Linked DNA regions of Homo sapiens: region 2 is linked to region 1. A link is a loop called in an ENCODE intact Hi-C map of the cell type or tissue named here. Cell type or tissue: OCI-LY7. All regions are shown on one strand. Links, peaks and the distances in the headings refer to the core of each region. The heading gives the core; the rest is flanking DNA.

Region 1 (8,622 bases), core at 232-8,231:
TGAAGGATATTGGGTCTCATATAATTTTTGGAAGGGCAAAGAGACATCTGGTTTTCCTAAACAAATAGAATCAAGAACTCAAATGTACCAGAATACTCTTCCTCACACTCTTGTGTCTGCTTCTTTCACCGTATCATAACTTTCATTTCTCTTGCTGTGAACTGTCTTCATCAAGCTTGTTCAACCCATGGCCCATGGGACCCAGGACAGCTTTGAATGTGGCCCAACACAAATTTGTAAACTTTCTTAACATATTATGAGATTTTTTTGTGAGTTTTTTTAATTTTAATTTTTTTCTTATTTATTTATTTATTTTTGGCCATCATCTATAGTTAGTGTTATTATATTTTATGTGTGGATCAAGACAATTCTTCTTCTTCCAATGTGCCCCAGGGAAGCCAAAAGATTGAACACTCCTGATCTAAATGACAGATATGGCCATGGATACCCTCTCAAGGAATATGTTAATGCTTTGCAAACAGGGAGAGACTTTTCCTCATTCCTTTGTTTTGAAATAGAAAATTCCAAATTTAGTTCTTTTGTTTGGACCCTGTTAGTGTCTTACATTCAACTTTAGGCCAACTGGCTCTGCCTGGGGGTAGTGTAATATAACTGAAAGTCTATTGTAGAATTCCATGACTAAAAACAAGTGAAGAAAATATTCCCTAGGAGATGTTATTCACAGAAAAGAGGATGCTTCCTTGGCAGAAAAAAAAAAATAGATGACAAATTCATAGTATTTGAACAAATAACCCCAAGCCAAGTGAAAGTTTATTATATGCAATTCATATTCAAAAGTCCTTGATTAGGTTTTATGTCAGTGTGTTTCTCAATATTGTTCATGGATAATCTACATAATAATCACAGGAAAACATAATGGACCTAAGTTTGAGAATCTCCACTTTAAATTTTCTGATGCAAAAGTATTTTGTGAGATCAAAAGGAGAAAAACAAGAAATTCTGCTATCTGATGATGACATCAGCATGAAACGATCCCTTTGTTCTTCACATAAAGGACATGCAACTGTGCTTTTACATTTTCTGGTGGCTTATTTGCAATATTTGAAGTAAAATGGCTCTAATTATGTTTTCCTTTTTCTTTTCCCCTTTTAAACCTCCCTTTTCTCACAACTCACTGCACATTTATTGACTAAGACTTTCTTTCCTACTCTCCTCTATTCCTACGGATGCATTTTCAGTTTACTCTCCAACTACTTTCCATTTTCCATTTGCATTATTAAAATACAATCTACAATTCTGTATCTGAAACCCGTGGGCCCAGATGTATTTTAGAATTTTTTTTGTCCTTGAGAAATATCCCATGTATTAGTGAGGTCTGAGTCAAGGCAATACAATACTCCATATTCAAACACATTAATATTTCTGCAGTGAAACTAAGTGGGATAAATATTACAAAAAACAAACAAACATAAACCTTGTCAGTGAAGGTCAGCTTTTGCCATGAATAAGTTACCGAAACCTTGAGGTTTCAAACTGTTGATACTTGTGAATTGCAGATAAGAGATTGCCTCAATAACTAGCCTTATTTCTTGCCCTCAATATAACTTTCTGTTTCAAAGAATATTTCAAAGATGCGCATTTATTTATGAATAAATGGACATGAAGGGAAATATCATGATGGACAAAACAAAGAATGGGTACAGAGAAAGAAGGCCATCAGTCTGCAGGCTGAGTAAAATTTACTAAGTATCACTCTTTAATTTGGAGTGTTGTTATGATATGGAGGAACTGCTGACAACTTATTTCAGTCTCAGGTGTTTAAATACCCTACATATATTTGGGGGGCAAGTTGTTGAGATATTTTCCTTAAAAATCTTATACCATCTCTATTGGTGATGGTGAATTTTCTTGCATATTCTCAATACTCTGTGTATTGGCTATCTCTCTATTTCTTATCATTCTCTCCATTACCTATCTGTCTTCAATCTTATCACATCCTGTGTTAGTTGTATTTATTACCTGTGTTAGTTGTATTATTATTGCTGTGTAACAAATAACAAAAACACCTCAGTGTCATATGACAATTTGGGTTTATTGCTCACATGTCTGGAGTCATCTGGGAGTTGGCCGGGTGACTCTGCTGAACTATGCTTAACTTACATGTCTGGGCTTGCCTGGTTGTTGGCTGATCTAGACTCTTGGCTCAGGCAACTGTGCAGCTGGAGCAGCTTGGCTCTACTTCCTATGTATTCATTCTCCAACATGCTATCTCAAGCATTTTCTCATGGCAATGGCGGAGGCATAGTAAAGCAAGCCCCAGTGAACAAGCCCATTTCTAGATTCTGCTTGTGTCACACCTGCTAACACTCCATTGGCCTAAGCAAGTCATATGATTGAGCCGAAGTGAAGGGACAAATCACCCCATCCCCAGGTCGGTGGCCCAGAAATGTTACATGGCAAAGGATGTGGATACAGAGAGAAATGAAGAATTGTAAGAATCCTCACAGTCTTCAACTCTTCTCTCCTCTGGACTTCCTTGCTTAACCTCTGATACAGTTTGATATGGTCACAATTTATTTCTTTCTGTTTACAGTTCACTCCATGCAACCTCTGTCCTGGCAATCTTGAATTATTTCCCGCTCCTATATACACACCATGATTGTCTATGCTGTTCCCTTTGCTTATGGTGTTTTCTCCTCTCCCAATTTAATCCTTCAAAGTCTGGCTGAAATAATAAAGTGTACATGAATCTTTCCCCGTGTATGATAACTCTTTGTATGCAATGCCCTGTACTAACCAACAAACTGAAGGTAGGGTCAGTGCCTGCTTCATCTCAGTATTACCCACTATGCCTTGAACAAATAGGGTCATGAAAAGAGCATGGCTCACTTCATAAATAGAAGGCCCTACCAAAAGTTTATCATAGAGGAAAAGATTAGTAAAAATGTAAACTGTATGGAAAAATTTTCACTTCTTTTATGAGTTTAAAAAAAAGAAGAAAATCAGCAGAAGAGAATATATTTTACTGTTTAGTTAGGGCTTAGATCATAGCCCACATGGCATTGGGCATAAGGGTGGGAATATCATATTTTGTGAAGCCACTACAACTTGTATTCAAATTCTGAAATGATTTCACTTGATTATTTGTATAAACTGAGGTAGGTTATGGATGTTCTAAGGACTTATTTTTTCTTTTCATACATTTATTGTGAGAATTAAATGGGACTTTTAATTATGTCCCATTATATTATTTATAACTAAAATGTACATATATAAATTATGTAGGGCAACTGACATTATAGGCATTGAGAAATGTCAATTTTCATTTCCTTCTATTCGTTCGAAAGAAAGGAAGTTAAATAACACGATCAAGTAATAATTTAATCTTTTCTTTAGCAATTTCACACACTCAGTGTAACACACATTTACATTAATTTCCTATTCTTTACCAGCTCTCTGGAGAGTCCTGTGGCACACATACAGGGAAGAGTGAGGCACCTCAACCTCTGCACACCAATGATTTGTGACAATGGTGGTCAGCTCCTGTAACATCCTCTGTCTCAAGTATCTGTCTCATAGTCCAGATGGTTGGCAAAACATAATCTGAAAACCTACGAAGTTGCTTTTTATATCTGGAGATGGGCTGATGTTTGATGTCCTGATCTAGTACATCAAAATCTTGTGGAGAAACCACGAGTCTGTCTCTTGTCTGCATAGAATTCAAGTGGACTGCCCTTGGGCCAAAATGATTTTGCAGCTTCAGAAGCAAAAAAAGAAGAAAACTGACAGTGGCTCCAAAGTGACCCTAAACCCACTCTGTACCTTGTTCTGACATTGCTCAGCTACCCAGAGGTTTGATTTTAGTCTTCTAGGCCTCAAAACAACCCTCTAATGGCCCTATGAAAGTGATTTATGTGCAGTACAGGAATAACACAATACCAGTTCTGTGGCCAAAGAGAAGTGAATTGTTAACCTTGGTGCTTTGGGTTTTGGTTTGTCAATTACGTAGAGAAGCTCCCGACAGTATAGTTGTTGGTCAGAAATGAAACACCTGGCAATCTGCCACATCCTGTGGAGTTGAGATCTTGCTTTTGATTTGAAAAGCAGCATCATATTTGTATTTCCACTTAAGTGACTTTCAGCTGCTTTTGAATCACCTGAAGTTGAATGAAAGTATATTTTACCAGGTGTTTTCTAAGCAAGATTGCTTAGAAATCTGCCAGAGTTACTGGGAACTGATTTGTTCATATGTGTAATCATGAATGGGCTCACCAATTTCTAAAAACAAATGATAAAAATAGAAAGACATAATAAGTCTACAGTAAACTAATTCTTTATACTTTTTCATGAGAACAGGTTAAATCTATACTTAGGATGGGAAAAAGCAAAGACGTATTCATTTTATTAAGCCATACCAAACAATGAAAAACCAGGAAGGAAGTAGTTATTATTATAAGAGAGCTCTACTGTCTGTTAAAATACAAATAAGAAGAAGCACTTTTGTGTGTGTGTGTGTGTGTGTGTGTGTGTGCGATCCTGCATATGGCAGCTTGATAAAGTAAAAGACATTGATAGTAGGCTTAGCTCATGATTCTCTGAGATAGAGATTAGCATAGAGAATCTAATTAATTAGAAATGCTCTTATGATGAACATTTGTGGAAATGAGGGAGAAAGAGCAGAACTGGATAGAGGGATGATACAGTTTGAATGTTTGTCCTCTCTGAAACTCATGTTGAAACTTAATCCCTAATGTGGCAGTATTAAAAGATGGGACTTTTGAGAGGTGATTGGATCATAAAGGCTCTGTCTTTTTCATGAATAAATTAATTCATTCATCAACTAATGGGATTAATAGGTAATGAGTTATCATGGGAGTTGGCCTGGTGGCTTTATAAGAAGAAGAAAAGAGAGCTCAGCTAGTACATTTAGCTCCCTCACAATGTGATGCCCTTTGCCACCTGAAGACTCTGCAAGCATTCTCGCCAGCAAGAAGATCCTCACCATATGTGACTCCTTGACCTTGGACTTCTCAGCCTCCATAACTGTAAGAAATAAATTTATTTCCTTTATAAATTACCTAGTTTCAGGTATTCTGTTGTAAGCAACAGAAAATAGACTAAGACAAGGGAGATTGCAGTTCCAGTGAAGCAGTAGGGGGTTGGGGCTAGAATGGCCCCTTGGAGTTGGCCCAGCTATATCTCTTTGTGATCAGTCATTGGATGTAGGCTGCACTGGAAAGAGTCATGATCTAGGACAAGCCTGGTTTTTCAGCTAAAGCAGTCTCCCCGAGGAGGACTGGCAGTAGAAGTCGTCTTCTAGCAGCATTACCCAGCAAATGAAGGGATAAGCCTTTCAGTCCTAAAGGGGGTTTTAGATATCACAGGGCCCAACACACTACTTCACCAGTTTATTTTTTTTCTTACAACTCAAGTTTCTAGTCCATAAGAATTACTTTTGTCACCTCCTGTCCCCAAGCACCAAGCAATAATCAAAAGTGCCAGATTCATGGATAAGTTTGCTCTTTTTATTTTTACAAAATGATATTGATTCAAGCCTATCACTTTATATTAATTGAGTATTTATGTGCTCATTGAATTCAGCAAATACGCAAAGCATTGCGAACATTTTGGTGAACAAAACAAAGTCCCTGTCCTCCTGGAGCTTATGGCCAACCCTCCCCATTATTGACACCAACTTATGAAGTGTGTCTTCTGTAGAATAGCTTGTGATTTTGGATTATGGCAGAATAAAAAGAGGGCCTCTGAAAAACAACACTGTTTTTCAATTTTCCATCATCAGACTAATAATCGTGGGCATGAACATACTTATGATTTACAATAAAAACATAAATCCAATTATACAGTTTTAAATTAAATTTGAAGGCTAACATGTAGCCCATGACTGTCTACTTTTATTGCATATTCATTTCCTGTTTTGCAGGTATTAGTTTGAAAAAATACTTTGAAGGAGTAGGAATTTATCCATGAAGTGAAAAGAGACTAAAGTAACTAATTCAAATGAGGAAGTTTTTTTTATTAGTGAATTATGCCATTCTCACATTCTTCAAACTTAAATGTTTAACCGCTCTAGCTAAATTGATCTCATTCTATTGTAATTTTGACGTGAATAAGTGAAGAGTAGAATGGAAATTATAGGTCAGAAATTATCTCCTCTAAGTAGCATGATTCTTAGTTGCTGTTCTGTCATTGTACCCATGTTGTGGCTCAAGGGTTTATTTAATAACTGCTCGATAATGACAAATGAGAAGGACATTATAATAGATGTATTTAATGCCAGTAGAGAAGTCTGTTTTCATGAGCACCCTTTTGGTTACTAGTGTTATATAACAAACTGTCTCCAAACTTACTGACTTATAGCAACAACTGCTTATTGCTCATGATTTTGTTGGTCAGAAAACCAGACTGGATTCAGCAAGGGAAGTTTATTTCTGCTCAAGAATATATGGGGATGACATGACAACTGGGGACTGGAATATTCTGGAGGCATCTTTGTTCCAATGTCTGGCACATGGTCTGGTATGACTCTTGGATCACTGATCGGAGTGCCTGTCGGTGGCTTTTCCACATAGCTTGGTTTCCTCAGACATGGTAGCAATAGGGTAATTGACCCTCTAATGAGATAGTTTAGGACTCTAAGCATGAGTGTTCTAGTGGATATGAGGCCTTTCATATTCTAGCCTTACAGTAAAACACCTCATCCCTCAATTTATCAGTCGAAGCATTCACGAGCCTGCCCAGATGCAAGGACAAGGATGTAAACTGTGTCTCTTCATGGGAGCAGTCCTGATATCAAAAAATTTGTCCCCATGTTAAAAAAAAATTTCTGCAGGTATTGTAAATCCGAAATAGAGAGCTGTAGAAAAAAATATTCTGCATCATGTAAACCATAAGGAGCATGATATTGAGGAGAAAGCGAATAATGCAATTTATCTCTTTACACTCATGACAACCCTGTGCAGTAAATCTCACCATCCTTATTTTGCAGTTGTGCCAAGTGAAGCCAAGTAAAGATGAGGGACATAAGCAAACTCTTGCTGCTCATCTTCTTAGAGAAAGTTGGAATTTTGGTTTCTGATGCTGAATCTCTTGCTTTTTCCACTCCTGCATTCTGATCTAATTCTGTGATGTCTTGCAGCAGGGTAGAAAAAAAGTGATTCATGTACATTCTGGAGACAATAACATAAGTAGAAATCAAAAGACAGTTGGTGTGAGTTATTCAATGTTTTTGGACACAGTTTTTTCAACTCCAAATTGAGAAGACTTGCCTTGAGATCCATGGAACATGGTTTATGGGAGATTTATGAGAAAAAGTTTTATTCGATAGGGAAATAGCTTTGGGAATTCTTGCATTTCATATTTCATTTTTGGACAATATACTGAAATATCTCAGCAAGACTCCAGTAAGAGAAGAAACCTTTTTATAAGATCACCTATTGGTATACCATGGAATAATTTTCTATGGACTAACTTCGGACACAGAAAGTGAGATGGGCTCTAATGTATGATTCTAAGATTTTACATCCACTTAAAAATTCACATCAAAGTCAGTGAATAAAAAAAAACGTTTTAAAGTGTGTGTGGTTGGATCATATCCTCATGTTCTTAAAGAATCTTTTCTGCTAATCTGTCTATTTTTATTGGAGTATTTAATTTGTTTACTTTTTATTATAATGATGGATAAGATAGGATTTATACCTGTCATTTGCTGTTTGTTTCCCGTATGCATTATGTCTTTTTCTTCCTGTGTTTCTGCACTGTTGTCTTCTTTTGTGTTAAACAGACATGTTCTACTGTACCATTCAAATTCCTTGCCGCTTCTCTTGCCATACTTTTTTTGATATGTTCTTAGTGATTGTCTTGGGATTAAAATTAGCATCCTAATTTAAGATGATCTAGTTCTTATTAATACAAAATGGATCTTAATATTGTACAAAAATTTTGCTCCATGATATCCCCATTCCTCCTGCTCTTCTTTGAACTATTATTGTCATATAAATTACATTTCCTTTATTATAAATTCACTAATACAAATTTATAATTATTACATTATGAAATTGTCTATTAAATCAGATAGGATAAGAAAATAGTTCAAACAAAAATACTATTTTCCATATTAACCTATGTAGTTAACTTTACCAGTGCTCTTTACTTCCTCATGTGTATTTGAGTTACCATCTAATATACTTTTATTTCAGTCTGAAGGACTCTCTGTAGTATTTCACTTAGGGCAGGTCTGCTAACAAATTCTCTCAAATTTTATTCATTTTGGAATATCCTGAATTTTTTTCATTGTTGAATGAAAGTTTTGCTAAATATGGGATTCTTTGTTGACAATCTTTTTTCTTTCAACACTTTGAGGGTGTCATTCCAGTCTTTTCCAGCTTTAGTGCTTGTGTTTCAAAGTCAGCTGTTAATTTTATTGAGGATTGTTTGTCTGTGAGGTCATCTTTTTCTTGCTGCTTTCAATAATTTCTCTTTCATTTGTTGTTGTTGTTGTTGTTGTTGTTGCCTTTTGTCAATGTGTCTATAGTGTGTGTAGATGTGGATCTTTATCTTTACGAGTTTATTGAGGTTTTGGATGTATAGATTAATGTTTTCATCAAATGTGGGGATTTGACCATTATTGTTTCATTTTCTTTC
Region 2 (8,622 bases), core at 343-8,342, 120 kb after region 1:
GTCAGATTTGTTTAAAATCAGTATCAAAGCTTATCAACTTTGAATAGTCTATTGGGTAATAGAAATGCAGATAACTTCTACAATTATGCCCCAAGCCCTCAACCAATAATATATTTTATTGGAAGGTGTCTATAAGACTGCCAGACTTCTAAATGATTATTTATTATAATTTATCATCATTTTGATATGAAAATTCATAGAATTTGATCCTACTTCAGAAGGATTTCATTCATACTGCTTATCTGAAGTGAGACTCCTTAAACCAAGGGTATTGAGGAGCTGTGATTGACTATGTATGTTTGACTACAGCTCATGCCACTCAGTACCCATCAAGTTGCAAGCTCTTGTAAAAATGGACCAGTTTCCTCATATTGGCATAATATTAACGGTGCTTTCTAATATTTCTTAGATTGTTCTGTGTGCCCATATTTTATCTTACCCTCTCAGGAATTGAGGAAATTCTTGCTAGTAAATGGTAAAACATGGGGGAAACCTGGAGATGTAGATTTGCGATCATTTTCTAGGGACAAAATCCAGTTTTCTGACTTGCCAGTCTAGTTAAATAGTAGGAAATCCTCTGTAGAATTTATCTCATTACAGGAGAAGTTATCAGATTACAGATGCTGAAGTTGTAGAGTAAAACAGTCATTTCTTTTTTAATTCTGAAGGAATCTTGTTGAAATCTGGGAAAGTTGGAGTCACTGAGATAGAACAATTTCAAAGTCATGTTAGTGGATATTCTTACTCCCCTGGGTTTACCATCAGCCCTTGCTGTTGTAGGAATAAATGGTATTTTTGGATGTTTTAATTTGGGCAGAGCTGGTTATGTAGGCTGAGTGCCTCTTTCAAGTTCAAGAATTTCCATATTATGCTTTGACCTTTTGGGATAGAAAATAATGAAGAATTAGCATACACTAGACTACACCCAATTCTGCAAATTACTTTAGAGACAGAGAAGAATGGCTACAGGACATGACCTTGAGGACTGGATGTATGTGATAAGAAATGTCCAAGTGTGGAATCTTTCTGAACATACTCAGAGATACAGAAGAATGTTAATTTGTAAGACTAAGGTGATGTGTGGAATGGGGGAGTGATATGTATTTTTAAAACTCTTCTCTTATTTCTTATATTTTTAATATCTTATATTTACTGAAGGACATTTTCATTCCGGTAATTTATTTCAATTTCCAAAAACACTTGACGTCCTCTTTAAATTTTTTTCCCAAGTAAAGACTGAATTAATCCTCAAATTAATCTATTCTTTTGAATTTCTAGCTGTGGAAAAACAATCCAGTTAGATGGATAATTGTGTTTATCTCAAAAATATTTTACATGGTTCTCAGAGAATGTGTTCCCAAAATATATGAGGAAACAGTAAGAGAAAAGACAACATAAGATATTTTCATCTTTTAAATCAATCTTATCTTTCCAAATGAAAAAAATAAAAGTAAGAAAGAGTATTTTAAAGATGTTTCTTTTTCCACAAATTGTCTTTTCTTTAGCAGAATCGGTATTACCTCCTGTCAGTTTTATTGAATAAAAAGGAAGACATCACAAAAGCAAGTATAAAGTCAAAACCCTGAAAGACATGTTTCCTTCCTTTATTTTGGACAAGAGAAACTGAACTGAGACCAACATTTACTTACTAAATGGTCACAAAGCCTGTGACAGGACCTGACAGGACTGAGCAGGATTTTCTCTGGAAGGAAACAGTCACACCAGGGTAAAAATGGACCTGTTTAGGAAAGCAAGGAGGGCTCCAAGTGTCAGTTTAAGAAAGTGGCAGTTTAAGAGCCTTTGGATGGATGGTGGGCAAATACCTAATTTGGGAGGGGGCAGTTCACTCTTAATATGTCTGCAAGTTCAATGGCTTCTGATAGCTCATATATGAACCAGCATGTGTAGAAAGGTCTCCAATGGACCGTGGTGAATTTAGAAAAACAATGATTAAGCAATATTTCATGATATCAAATTTATTTTAATTTTTGAGAACTTTCCTCTTTTATTCGGAGAATAGTTTATAGGTTAAATTGCCCTTTCTTTTAGAAAATGGCTTTGATAGTTGATGATTGGTGGAGTGTGTGTGCATGCATGCATGCAAGTGTGCTTGGCCAAATAGAATATTACACACATGCACACATTTTATTATAAATAAAATTAGTAAACCATGAAATCCAAAATTCTAAGGAATGCTGCTCTATTTTGCCCAATGATAGTCTGTTAAAGGAATCAGAGTTTTTTTTCTTTAATTTTTATGTTCTGTAGTGAGAAAGGAAGATCAGCACTTAGAAAGTTGATTAATATCTAAATAATTTCTATGATCACCTGTGATTTGGAAATAGTTGAACTGAACAAGAAGTTAAGTTCAGATTTTAAAATTATGACATTAAGAAACCACAGTCGTAGGAGAAATTCTAAGGATTTTGATATTTTATGCTATAAAAATAAAGAAGAAAATATGTGAGTATCATGAAAATGGTACAAAAATACTGCCAATTTTTATGTTTGCCTCAAGTAATAATAACAATTGTAGGCTGCCCTTTATTTAGGAAGATTGGGGAAGTGTCTTGCAGTCACTGTCTCAGTGCTCACAGTAGCTCCTGAGAAGAAGAAAAGATGGGAATTTCTTGCTAAGCCCACTGTACGAAGAGGGGAATCAAGGTGGAGACAGTTGAAGAGACTTTTCCCAGGGCACAGACCAAGACCAGAGCTCAGAATTGGGTCATCCGTCTCCAAGTCCCATCCTGAGGTAAGTCTATTAATTCAACAAAAATCAATGTGGGAGAGCTATGAAAATCATTTCAACCTGTATTTTACTTAAATTTAAAGATTTACTTTTCATTTCTGTCAAGGCATTGGCATTAATTTTATCATGAAATTCAATAGAAAGTTTAAATCTTCTTTACAATTAAGTATAGAGTGTTTGCAGCCCTTTGATTTCCTTTCCTTTTAAGCCACTTCTCCAAAATGTCGTGTTTACCTTCAAAACAGGGGGCTTTGGAAGGGTACCGCTATGGATTGTGATCACAGCTTTGGAATGTATTATATATGAAGTTGGATGAATTATATAACTTCTCTGACCCTCCGTTGTCTCTTTTGTGAAAATTAGTGTAATTGTGTGAAAGATGCTGAGCACAGGTGCTCAAAAAGGTGGCTCATGACCTTCACTGATCATGTTAAAATAAGGCACTCTCAGAATTGCAGGTCAGAATTGATGAAAGAAGAGAAGCAAGGGAGACAAATCAAAGGTTCTCTCCTTTTTAATTGGGGAAACAAGTGCTGAATGGAGAAAACAATCATCTATCTTGAAGAAATGAAATATGAGACAAAAAATAAATCAGGAAAGATGAGAAATTCAACTTCAGAATCCAGGGTGGATCTACTATTTGAGGTTCAGTCCACCTCAGTCCATGGCAGAAATTTCACAGGTAGGAATTCTAGTGAAATTGATAGTGTGGAAATGTTCTATTTTCTTCTATCTTATTTTCATTTTCAGTCTCCTATCCTACTTCCCACCTCCCAATTTCTGGTTCCAATACACTTCTTATTTTACCTCCTAGTTCTGTAATATCATCTTCCTCACCTCCATAAATACTGTTCCCATTCTTTTTGCTGAATGAAAAATGAGTATTAATGGCATCAACCATTAGCTGACAACATCGATGATTTCAAAATAAACTCATCAGGTGTGAGATTTCATTATTTAAAATAATTATTTATTTTGAAAACTTTTAAATCTACAGAAAGGTTGCACAAGTGGTGAAATGCACCAACTTTTGCCACATTTGATTTACACCTTTCTCTCTCTCTCTATTTCTTTCTCTCTTTCTTTCTGTCTCTTTCTGTTAGAGTCTATTTCTCACGTTAAAAATATTCAGTGCATCCTGATCAGAGAGAAACTGTGATTTTATTTTTATTCATTCATGTTAATGATGATTATACTCCCTGCAATAGATTTAGGAATGAAGCATACCCCTCACCTTCTCCCTCAACACTCCAATTTCCTGTGACTCCCAGGTTCTCAGAAAGAGAAGCTTAAATCTCATTGAAATACTTCATAATGAAATGTGAGTGAAGTCTAACCACCCGAGAGAGCATTTGCACTTAATAAGATTAGACTGTTAATCAACTTAAACCTGTAATTGTGGAGAAGATGGGGGTTTGTTAGATAACATATTTGAGTGACAAACTCCTGGTGATCCTTGCCTTCTCCAGTCCAAAATTATGTCTTCTGGGTCTTTCCCACATGGAGTATCCATTTTAACTGCACACTAATATTCCCCGAATCTCCAACTTATCCTTGAGAGTAGCTTTTTGTCTTCATGTGGCAAATCAAAAATGGAACATGGACTTTAAAAATCCGAACTGACAGGAAATCCATCTTGTGTGTGGTTCTTGTGTCTAAATGCCTACGTAATATAGTCATCTTTTTGGGATAAACTATGGTTTGGAGAGATAGGCAAATATTTGCAATAGCAAATCACTAATCTAGGTATGAAGAGGGCCCCGTGTATTTCATTAAAGGAAGGCATGCCCGTGTTCCCATTTCCCACAAGCATTTTGGTTAAATGACCCTTCATGTGAACCAGAGTTTGGGCTTCCTCTCAGACATGCTGACTTGGACCTCCTAGCACAGCTGTAAGCGTCTAAAGAGGTTGCACTGCAGAATGATCCCACATATCTGATGAACCACAGGATGTCAACAAGGCACACCCATTGTCCCACATTTGGCAGGCTCTAAAAAAAGAATGCAGCAAGAGCTTGTAGCAAGCCAAACCAACCCTGACCAGAGTAATAGGCTCTTCCAAATGGGTGCGGCCAAGTGGATCACATTGAAAAAGAACAGGCCCTAGGTTAAATCTGTATTAAAGAAAAGCAAGGGCTTAACTGTCACGAAGAATGAAAAAGGAGCTATGGACCCTTTCATCCTCACCAGGGTTTGAGAGGGTGTTGACTGAACAATATTGTTCCAACCTCTAGCTTTTTCCTTGAATTGAGAATCTTAAGAGTAAAGGGAGGTGGTTTAAACTCATGCTGGTCATACCACACCTCAACATTCAGGATAGGGCGAGGTTCTTAAGTTGTAGCTTCATGAGAAAGGCCCCAGTGACTTTTTAATTTGGACTCAGAGAAAAGGAAAGGTCATGTCTCTTAACTACTATTCACTGTAATATACAAGGGAAATAGAAATACATTCATCTTCTATTTTTATGCTCTACATCTGTGGCTGTTTATCCTCTTGTCACACACAGTTGCACACACATTCAACACACAGATTGATACTAAGGAATGGGTGTAAGATTATGTGAGCATTATAGATACAAGTGAACACACAGGTAAACATCATGTTATTCCACCTCACATATGCAGAGTAAAGAAGAAACACGTATCACACAGTAATTAAGAAAAAAGTTCTTGCTCTAAAAGTTTGTCTAATCTGAATGTGGACTGGGAGCAAAAGAAGTGTATGTATCCATGGTCTTGAAGAGTTTTCTGAACCATCAAAAAGGATTTGAATTTGTGTTCTTATAGTTTGAGCTCTAAATCTAATTAATTGTGTCCTGAAAACTTAAAATTGATAAATCTAGGCGAGTACTTCTGCTAAAGTACTTCTCCTAAATTCGAGCTAAATTGTCCATCTTTGTCAGTGGTCTTACCCTGTTCTTTCTCATGCCCAGCCTACATCAAAAGGCAACCTTGCATTATTCCCTATCATCATATTTCCCATTTCATTAATCAGGAAATTTCGATATTTGTTTCTATCAAATGTCCCTCTAGCCATTTCTCTTTCCATTTAAAGTCCCATCAGCCAATTCAGACACTTATAACTTCAACCTTGACAGAAGCATTTGGCTGGGCTTCTCTTCCTCGGTTTCCCAAACTTCAGATCCTTACTCATTTCTCAGACCACAATAATTATGTGTAATCCACTTATTTGAAATATGTTAACACTGTACTGAGAAATCATTTGTCACTGAATATTTTACATGACACCTAGTCTACCACCTTTTGCCTGGTGTGTTAGACCATTCTTGCATTGCTATAAAGAAATACCTTAGGCTGGGTAATTTATAAAGAAAAGAGGTTTAATTGGTTCACAGTTCTATGGGCTGTACAGGAAGCATGGTGCCAGCACCTGCTCTACTTCCTAGGAGGCCACATGGAGCTTTTATTCAAGGCAGAAGGCAAAGTGGGAGCGGGTACGTCACACGGTGAGAGTGGGAGAAAGAGAGAAAAGGAAGCAGGGATGCCACACATTTTTAAACAACCAGATCTCATGAGAATTCCCTCACTATCTAAAGACAGCACCAAAGGATGGTGCTAAACCATTCATGGGAAATCTACACTCATGATCCAATCACCTCCCATCAGGCCCCAGCTCAAACATTGGGGATTACATTTCAACATGATATTTGCGGGGACAAACATCCAAATTATACCCCATGGTTTTCAAGGCCCCTTCTTGTTTGTTTGCAGCACAATAACGCAAACATTTCCCCCACTAGTATGTGGCACATACAACATGCATTGTGGTTGTAGTCTAGGTTTGTTCAGCAACCCCTAGGCATAAAATGGTCATTTCTGCCTAACAGCCTATGCTCCACTTTTCTTGCAACAATATGTAATCTCCCATTGCCTTCGTAAATGCTTGCCAGTTTTTCAGCCCAGATAAAATCTGTGTTCTGGAAAGCCTTCTAGGACTACACCACTCTCATTTATGTGCTTCTCTGCTAAAATTTTTACCAATGGTAATCTCAGTCAAACAAATTACACACAGACAAACATGCACATATTACCTTCAAATGTTCACTGTAGTTTCAGAATGGGTTTGTCTGACCATTAGAGATGGGAAATTATTTTAGAGAAAGAACAATGTCATATAAACACATTTCCCTGCAAACACTTTAAAGCAGTAAGCACAATATATATAGCATGCAGCATTTAGTGAATGCTTATTTTGGAATGAATTAGGATTGACTATAAACAATAATATTTATTTAAAAAAATCACATCACCTTAACCAAACTATGTCAAACCTAACTTTGCTCTGGACAAATACAGTTTTGATCTATACATGTAATAATACTGAAAAAATAATATCAGTTTTCATTGTAATTTGGAGCTTTCTAAGAGCTTTCTTGTGGAGTAGAATACTTTCTCCACATAAGAGCACTATAAGGTGAATGTCATTGATGTCAGTGATGGCCTATCTGGAGCAGCCACTGCCATGACGCCACTTGCAGTGGGGAAGGCATGACCAGGGCTGTGCACCCCATGGAGCCAGCAGGAGCTGGGATCAGGCAGGAGCCTCACCCTTCTAGGCGCAGCTGCAGCCACTCAGTTGCAGCTGCACATCCAGGAATCTTTGCACTCTCGGGGGTCCGGAAGCCCCCCTTCCCTGCCAGCTTGGAAGTGCCTGCTCCCCTGCCTGGCCTCTTGCCGCTCCTAATGCCTCTTCCAATTATGAAGCAAAGTTGAAACTGAACCTGGGTGTTGTTGCACCTCGGCTGTGTGTATGCATGCTTGGGGCAGCTCTGACATGCCAGCCCCCTGCCACCTTGGCCCCCTCTGAACTTTGGGCACCAATGAGCATGGAAGGGAAGCTGAGCAGGGGGGTAAGGGCAGCTTGGCATGGGCCTACAGGCACCTGGGTGCTGTGGACTGTAGGTTGATGGCAGCAGGAGGCAGAGAGGCCCCTGAGCAGAAAGGGGTGGGTCCCCAGGAAAGACCCACCTTCAGGCCCAGGATGGCCTGAAGCCTAGGGGTCAGGCTGCAGTTCTGCTGATGGAGTGAGAATTTCTGGTGCTCTTTCCAGGCCCACCCATGGTCACCCCTGGACCAATCAGCACACACCTCCTCCTCTCTGAAGCCCATAAAAACCTTGGACTCAGCCAGACTCCAGCAGATGTCTGGACAACCTGCCTGTGGAAAGGAGCTACCCGCTTCCAGTTTCGTGAGAGCTGTGCTGTTGCTCAATAAAGCACTTCTTTCCTTTGATCACCCTCATGTTGTCCAGGTACCTCATTCTTCCTGGATGCAGACCCACTGAGTGGTGGAACTGAAAGAGCTGTAACACAAACGGGGCTGAAACATGCCCCCTTCCTTGCCACATCGTGGGTAATGAGATGAAGATAAGAGAGAAGGAGTGAAGAGCTGTTGCCCTTTGAGGAGCTCAGACCTAGAAGCTTCCTGAGCTAGGGCTGTGACACCCTCTTTGGGGCCCTGTGGTTCCTTATGTTTCCAAGCTTCTGGGCACCACCATGTTTCCCAATGCCCACAGTGGAAGATGCTAGCAGTATGCCTGGTCCAGCCATAGCCTCTCAGGGAGCCAGCACCCATGCCAGCACCTGGAGCTGCCCACACCACTGCAGCTGGCAAGCCTGGCTTTGCGCAGTGGCTGGACCCCATGCTTGCTCACTCACACACCCCTCACTGCTCCATGCCTGGCTCATTCTTGGCAGGTGTGGAATCGGGGCTGGTAGTATGAGCTGAGTTCAGCCTGCCAGGCCAAGTTGGTGGAATGAGCCCAGCAATTCCAACCAAAACTCAGGCAAAGGTGAAACCAGCCACAGAGGTTTCTGGCTGGAGAAGCAACACCCCAAAGATCTTGTGGCATTG

The links. A loop is a pair of places that touch in the nucleus more often than their neighbours do. Peaks named below come from ENCODE experiments on the same cell type or tissue, not always from the same donor. Only the 100,000 strongest peaks of a DNase experiment are listed, where the experiment ranks them.
Region 2: it touches region 1 in a loop (2.6-fold over the local background); 1 of 110 quality-filtered maps calls a loop at or near these places.

The regions. Positions count from the first base shown.
Region 1 is chr20:7,766,086-7,774,707 of GRCh38, reverse strand. No RefSeq gene overlaps it. Among named protein-coding and RNA genes, the nearest start is that of HAO1, 170 kb to the left of the region's middle. In OCI-LY7, for the core only: no CTCF peak of the experiment used is centred there; DNase peaks (open chromatin) are centred at 4,017 and 4,467; H3K4me3 peaks cover 3,414 bases; H3K27ac peaks cover 6,189 bases.
Region 2 is chr20:7,646,729-7,655,350 of GRCh38, reverse strand. No RefSeq gene overlaps it. Among named protein-coding and RNA genes, the nearest start is that of MIR8062, 280 kb to the right of the region's middle. In OCI-LY7, for the core only: no CTCF peak of the experiment used is centred there; DNase peaks (open chromatin) are centred at 4,740, 5,090 and 7,890; H3K4me3 peaks cover 1,541 bases; H3K27ac peaks cover 2,929 bases.